Linked DNA regions of Homo sapiens: region 2 is linked to region 1. A link is a loop called in an ENCODE intact Hi-C map of the cell type or tissue named here. Cell type or tissue: OCI-LY7. All regions are shown on one strand. Region 1 has its middle 190 kb from the start of PTGER4. Region 2 has its middle 19 kb from the start of LINC00603.

Region 1 (4,000 bases):
ATAAGGATCTTTTGAACCTAGTTGCTTTAAATAAATGGTGACCTGAATTTCCTAACATCTCTGAATCACTGTCCATGTGACCACACATTCAGTTAGGCTCAAATAATACCAGGCAGGTAAAAATAGCAGTGTGGTTTGACCACTTCTCCATTTCCCTGGAGATAAGCTCACTATCACTCTTCTACTTTTGACAGCAGTGCTGTGGTTTTATATTCACTATTTTATCAGACTTCAGGTTTTAATGTAATTATGACTTGGGGCTACTTTAGAGAAAATTATGATAAAAGCATACATAAATGAGATCAGGGTGAGTCCAGAGAATGAGGAGAGAAGAGTGAGAGGCAGGAAATCCCCTGGAACTTTGCAGAGGTGCCAGGGAAGAAGTGAGAGCCATGTGGGATGTGATGCATTGGTGATGCCATGTCAAAGCCCTGGATTAGGACTCAGAAGACCTCATATACTTTGGGTGGTTTCATTTTTATGAACCTTGGTGAGTCTTTCCATATGGTTGGACCAGGTGATTTTAACTGTTACTTGTGGCTTTTCTGACTAAAGGGCTTTGTCTGAGAAAGAAGCACTTTTGAAGTGAGCTTTGTCACGTGAAGCTGTGGCAAAGATGATGTCATACAACTTTAGTTCCGGTTACATTGATCATTCACCCCAATCAGCTGACAGGCTGCGCAATGATTTTTGAATCTGCCATATAGCTCTCACCAGAATGTGGCAATCACAGGCACTGTGGACTGGGAGACGTCCTTTCAGATGTGAATGAGAAGATGCTGGAGGGTCCCCAAAGACAGAATAGAAAAATTCTTTGCTGAATTCAACCTACACCAGCTATAGGGGTTGAAAAATACAATTTAAAAATTAGTATATTCTAAATTTGGACTCAAGGGCAGATGGTTCATAATGAGCACAAATGTCCAAGTTTTCCCATCAGATGGTCATCAGAAGGACACCATGGGCTACTCAATAGGTATTTAGTGACTGTGCAGAAAGGGCAGTCATTTTAGAGAATACAAAGAAGATAGGGCTCCAAGGTAGTTAAAGCAATGGAAATAAGGCCAGCTCCCATAAATCACTTTTCAGAAATATCTCTCCAATGGGGAATGGGGGTGGGGTCAAAACAAGATACAGTGATAGAAATGGTTGGTAGATTAAATTTTGTAACCTGAATTTTTAAAGATAATAGGCATTTAAAATATTTCATCTCATTGTCAGCACAAGTTTCCAGAATTTTTGGCCAGAAAATACAATTGCTAAAAACATAAGATTATTTGTCCATGAAATTGATCATGTACTTAATAAATAGGCCTACGAGATATCAGAATGAGCCTATAATCTTTTGCCTCTTTGTTTTCCTTTGCTTGGCATTATGGTGAACTATATTTAGGAAGGCCAAACACGTTCTTCCTCAAACTTGGTTTCTCTTTGGCCAGACCCCATGTTCCCTTGTTCCTTCCGTTTCACTGGGGTGTGCTCAATGAAAAGTATTTCAATTTTAATTTTTATTAACCTCACAAATTATTTGCTGGTAAGATTAAAAAAGAAGACACATGAGCTGTGACACAGAAGAAATAGTGTTATTGGTGCTCAGTGGCTGAGGGTCAGATTTCAGTTCCTTATACTGGCTGTGTGACTTTGTACGAGTTCCTGAGTCTGTCTGGGTTTCAAATCCTCACAGAAAATGAGAATTGGAACGGGTGAACTTTAAGCCTCCGCAAACTCCAACATTTTATGTGTCTATGCATTCCAAAGTCCAATGTTAGTGATATTTAAACCCCTGGTACAGATTAGTCACACAGATGCAGCCTCCATTAGTGTTATCAATACTCATAGCTGACACTGATTGATTGCTTCCTTGGTGCCAGCTCTTTCTGAAATCGATTTCTGAAATCTTACTTATTTCTAAAATAGCTGTGTGTGACAGGTGTTATTATTGCTACTTTATAGATGATGAAACCGAGGCTAAGTGGGGCTAAGAAATAGTTACGTAAGTTATGAGGCTGATTTTGAAATTCAGGCTGTCTGACTCCAAAGCTTATGCTTAATCCAGATACCCTGAACAGTACAAAGTTGACGAATTTATGAATCAATGAGGAATATCTCTCAGAAACACAATTTTAAGGTGCAGAATATAACCCTGCACTAAACTTATTTCAACCAGGTATTTTTGTTCACTTAGATTATTTGTTTCTGGTTGAGAGAGCAGATGATTTATTTGGTCGTTCGAGGGGTCTGTATAAAAAAAATCATTTGTATCAACTTTGATAGTTGGTAAAGCCAGAGCATCTCAGTTTGGATGTCTACTTCCCGAGGAAACTGCAATCTCTCACATCCCAATTTGAGAAATACTAGTTCACAAGAGGTTTCTAGTGCCTCTTCAGAGAGATTCACACAGTTTTGGTGAATGTTGGGAGATAAAAACTATGTAAGGAACCATCACCATCCACACACACATGTCTAATTCTGTAGGGCAGGGTAGATGAAACCTGAGTTGGCTTGAAGGTTTATGATGTCAGTTCTCTGATCTGGGATGGTGGTTACTACTTCACTTTTGAGGAGTTGGGTGAACTCAAGAAAAGCGTTTTCGTTTTGTTGTTTCATCTTTCAATTAGGTGAACTTTAAAAAGGGAAGTTATTAGTTTTCTCCTGACTTTAAAATCCCCTGCCATAATCTGTCTTTTTTTCCTGTTTTGGTAAGCATTACAGTTTGTGGTATATATATTTTTTGATCTGTAGGATTTCTTCACTATATCTGAGGGGCTGCTCTATCAAGCAAAGCTTCTATATATCCATGTATTGCCAAGTAAAATTGGACCTCAGATATTCTTTCATAACATTGCAAAGACTTTACAAAAATTAAGCACAAATTACCAATCACAGCCTCCTGGTTTATACATAATTACTGTCCAGTATTTTATCACTAGCCTGATTTTTATCATTCCCTCCCATTACTATTATTATTTTATATAGTCAGTGTTCAAATTTTGGCACATATTTTTGTTCACTTAGATTATTTCCTCACATTCTCTGCTCACCAATCTTTCTTGTGTTTCAGATTTTTCTTTTGGATCATTTTCACTTCTTCCTGGAATATACTCTTTAATCAGTGACTCTTAGGTGAAAATATTCAGCTTTGTATTGAAAATTTTCAGTTTTTCTTGAAAATATCTTTATTCCGCTGTCATTCTTGAAGGATGGCTTGGCTGGCTATGTATTACCAGGCTGAGTTATCTTCTCTCAGAAGACTGAAAATATTCTTTCACAGTCTTCTGCTTTTCATTATTGCTGTTGAGAAGTCAACTCTCAATTTAGTTCTTATTTATTTGTAGGTAATTTTTCTTTGCTTTCTAGCTACTTTAAACATCTTTCATTTCTCTTTCTTGTTCTGCAGTATCTAGATATTGGTTTCTTTTTATTTATTCTGGTTGGCATTGTAGTAGTTTTTTATTGCTGTGTATAAACTACCACAAACTTGCATCTTGAAACAGCATCTCTTTATTGGTTCACAGTTCTATAAGTTTGGCAGGGTGGCATGACAGGATTCTCTGCTTGGGATCCTACAAAGCTGAATTCAATATGTCAAACAGGTTGAGTTTTCATTTAGAGGCTCTGGGGAAATTTTGCTTCCAAACTCAGTCAGTTTGTTGGCAGAATTAAATTCCTTGTGGTTGTAGGAATGAGGTCTTCATTTATTTGCTGGCTGTCAGCCAGAGATGTTTGCAACTCCTAGAGGCCACCCATATTCCTTGCCTTGTGGCTCTCTAAGTTTTCTAGCCAGTAACAATCTGTCAACTTTCTTAAAGTTGATTGTGCCACATGATATAACCTAATCCTGGGGGTAAAATTGATCATATTAACAATCCTAGAGATTAGGCAAAACATGTACACCAGGTGGCAGGGAACTGTGAAGGATGTCTTGGAATTATGCCTACCAAAGTCATTTATTGAGATTCTTTAATTCAGAGACATCTTTCCATGATCACTTGTTAACTAT
Region 2 (4,000 bases), 450 kb after region 1:
TTTTAGAAAGCATTCTTTCTTAAAAGTTTTTCTTAGACTTTTAAAGCCATCACCCATTTATAACAATTACCAAATTATTAAACATGAAATTGCCCATATGGATATTGTTATTATCTTGTCATATTCTCAGGTGGACCAGATTAATAGAACATTTTTCTCCATAGCCTAAATTCACGAGAGTTTGAGTTTGGGGGAAAGGTAATTAGAAAGCACCAAGCATTACTTAGTATGGTACTGGGGCATTAACCAATAAGGAAGATGGGACTTGCTGGAGAATAGTAGAGGGCATTGGGTTTTATGATAAAGAAAAATAAATGTCAGGGGATAGGAAAGGTGAGACACTACAAACAAATTGTATCTGCTTCTTAGATTAACTAGGAAAGGACTTCTACTGCTGTGCTTCTTAAAAAAAGCCTCAAATCTGAAACTTGTCATTAGTTAGGTGTATCTGAGTCTTGCCTATCTTCATATAAGTTCAGGCTCTTTCTGTGTAGGGAGGGTAATGGAGATGTTAGTCCAGGATGGGGGCCTGTTCACGACAACTGAGCATTGTTCTTCTGTACTCATGCACTCACTCACATTGCACACACCCACCTACTCACAAAACTAGATTGGAAATATATGAGTTATAGTAATGTTGATACTTTACATTGGTGTAGAATTTTAGAATATTGAGTGCTTTCACATACATTATCTCAGAACGCAGGGAGTAAGAGTCAGTGACCACAATGAGGAGGATATGTGGAGAGAGTGGATAAGAAAGAACAACAGAATAGATAGGGAAGAAAGTGCCCATGGGTGGAGGCTAGCTAAAAATTAAGAAATGCCATGGTAGTAGCTGAGCGAACTTGGTACCATATCACTAATCTACTTAACTGATGAATAATGTCTTCTCTAAATGTCCCCAGGCATTGTGAAGAGATGCAGCATATTTTTTTTTAACTTTTACTTTAGGTTCATAGGGGCATGTGCAGGTTTGTCATATAGGTAAGTTCATATCATGGGGGTTTGTTGTACAGATAATTTTATCACCCAAGTACTAAGCCTATTACCCAATAGTTATTTCTTTCTGATCTTCTCTCTCCTCCCACCTTCCACCCTCAAGTAGGCCCAAGTGTCTGTTGATTCCCTTATTATCTCCATGAGTTCTCATCATTTAGCTCCCACTTGTAAGTGAGAACATGCAGTATTTGGTTTTCTGTTCCTATGTTAATTTGCCAAGGATAATGGCTTCCAGCTCCATCCATGTTTCTGCAAAATACATGAGCTCATTTTTTTCTGGCTGAATAATATTCCATGGTGTATATGCACTATATTTTCTTTATCCAGTCAGTGATGGGCATTTAGATTGATTCCATGTCTTTGCTATTGTGAATAGTGGAGATGCAGCATATTAGAGAGTATTGACATTTCCTAGTCTAGACTCCAAAATTAGTTAAGAACATTTGGAAAAAGTAATACAAAGATTTCAGAAGAAAACAGCTGCGCAGGCTGCTATTACTAAATTCATATGAACTATGGTCCAAAAATGCACTTCAAGTCTTGCAGGGTTTGGAACACTGATGGACATCCGTATGTATTTCATAAGGCTCTTTGGCCAAGGAGTAGCAGAAGCTGACAATCAATGGGCTGTCAGTTCATTCAGCCTTCAGGACTTTGGTGGGGAAGAGAAAAGATGGGCAACCAATTTGAGCAGCCCTGTCAAGAGATCTGCTGCCCAGCCATGCAAACACCAGAACAGTTTGAACTGATCACACTAACACAGCAGTCACAGGACTAGGGTTGACTGGACTGTGAAGACTAAGCAAACACTACTGCAGGTCTCATCACCGCATCACCGGAAAGCTGACATCAAAGGGAAGGAAAACCAAGCACCTGTTCTCTCAAGGGACTGACATCACTTAGTTCCTCAGTAACAGCTCTCATGCTAGATTAAATATCTTTTTTTGTTCTAGTTTGTGATGGTTACATCGAAGCTAGGATGATTTGGATCTTAATAATGAAGTTTTGCAACATATCTGTAATTCAGCACTGTTTTCTGTGTCCTCTATCAGTGTTCTATCTAATTCAGGCTCCTGTCAGGAAAAATTAAAAAAGACTTTGAAAGAAAAAAAATAAAGATTACTGGATGTCCTGTCTAGCACACTGTTCCTGTTTACTTGTGACTTTCATCATCTTTGAGCTATTTTAGCGATCTTGTAATTTGTAGAAAACTTATAGTCATGCAAATGATTCTTGTTCATAGAAATTCAGTTGATTATTGCCCTGTGGAAATTGACCAGTTTTGCATCTACTGTATTTGAAATTCATCTAAGCATTTTTGATTGTTAATATACATGTGTTGTTTGATTCTCTTTTTAATTAGTTGCAACATCTTACTGGTTTTTTCATTAATTAATGAATCAAATGTCATCTTTGACATGTATTTATTTTATGTGCATTTTATTCTTTAATGCCTTCTTCAATTCTTTACTGGATTATACCAGCCTCCTAACTTGTTTCTCCATAGAGTAAATTGAGAAATCTTCAAAAATGAAAATCAGGCTAAGTTTTTTTTTTTTTTCCTAGCTGAAAAATCCTTCAAGGATTTTTATTGTTCTTATAATAAAATACACACTCCATATCTTGGTTTACAAAACTCCGAAGTATCTAGTACTTATATTCTCTCCAACCTATTTTTTTTTTTTTATTGATATGGAGTTTCACTCTTGTTGCCCAGGCTGGAGTGCAGTGGTGCGATCTCAGCTCACTACAATCTCAGCCTCCCAGATTCAAGCGATTCTCCTGTCTCAACCTCCCTAGTAGCTGGGATTATAGGCACCGCCACCACTCCCGACTAATTTTTGTATTTTTAGTAGAGACGGGGTTTCACCATGTTGGCCAGGATGATCTCGAACTCCTGACTGCAGGTGACCCACCTGCCTCAGCCTCCTAAAGTGCTGGGATTACATGCATGAGCCACCGTGCCCGGTCTTCTCTAACCTAATTTTATGCTCTTCTACTGATTTTTCATTATATTCCAGCTATACTGGTCCCATTCTGTTCCTGGAATTTATCAAACCGTTATCCATCTCAGGGAGGCCTTTGCGATCACTTATCTCTGCATAGAATGCTTTTTTGGTAGAAATTTGCCTGGCTGACTCAGTCTTATCCTTTAGGTCTCAACTTCCCTCTGAGGTCCCCATGAGACCATTACATCCCATTTCTCTCCTCAGACAAGATTTCCCTGACTACTCTTTCTAATAGTGTGTTATGTATTTACTATTTATTGCATCCTATTTGTGGTAATCTGTATTCTTTATCTCATTTCTATTTGATACCTCCACTAAAAGGTAAACTCAATGAAGAGATAGAATGTGTTGTCATATTATCTACTGTATCACAAGATATATTTCATGTAGTAAAGATCATTTGTGGAATAAATGAAAAATATGGGAAGAAAAGCCCTTGAATTTCAGAAGAGACCTGGGGACTTATGAATGAGAAAATAAAGACTCTACTAAGGAGCAAGTTATAGAATATATGTAAACAAGAAAGGTGGTGTGTTCTATGATGACCAGAAAGCCAAGTGTTGGTGTGAATATATCCAAGAATAGGAACAAATAAGGATACAGTGGCCATATATGGGTATGATACTCTTTAGAAGAATAAATGTTCCATTTCTCATTTACTTACAGTTAGAAGTATTTGGTAAGATTCTCCTTATTGACTTAGGAACTTAGGTGGAAATTCAATAATTACTCAATACCAATATCTCCCACTAAAGTAATTTTATTATTTGGGTTTCTAGAACAATAATGGAACCAAATTAACACTGGATGAGTATAGAAAGAATGAATAAATGCCATCTATGTTAATCTGATTAGCAGAAAGATAGAGGCATAGATAAAGAGGATTATTTAATATATTGATAATAGTTGAAATGACATTCTTTATGGGGAAATGAAGAATTACTTTGATTGTAGTTTAGATAGAGAGGACTTATTGGACAACTCTCCAT

The links. Peaks named below come from ENCODE experiments on the same cell type or tissue, not always from the same donor. Only the 100,000 strongest peaks of a DNase experiment are listed, where the experiment ranks them.
Region 2: a loop joins it to region 1, with 3 times the contacts of the local background. A loop is called at or near these places in 1 of 110 quality-filtered maps.

What each region holds. Positions count from the first base shown.
Region 1 is chr5:40,483,213-40,487,212 of GRCh38, reverse strand. No RefSeq gene overlaps it. Among named protein-coding and RNA genes, the nearest start is that of PTGER4, 190 kb to the left of the region's middle. RefSeq lists an enhancer at 408-467. In OCI-LY7, no CTCF peak of the experiment used is centred here; DNase peaks (open chromatin) are centred at 122 and 1,622; H3K4me3 peaks cover 2,414 bases; H3K27ac peaks cover 1,964 bases.
Region 2 is chr5:40,031,393-40,035,392 of GRCh38, reverse strand. No RefSeq gene overlaps it. Among named protein-coding and RNA genes, the nearest start is that of LINC00603, 19 kb to the left of the region's middle. RefSeq lists an enhancer at 1,169-2,171. In OCI-LY7, no CTCF peak of the experiment used is centred here; DNase peaks (open chromatin) are centred at 1,842 and 2,182; H3K4me3 peaks cover 1,068 bases; H3K27ac peaks cover 1,411 bases.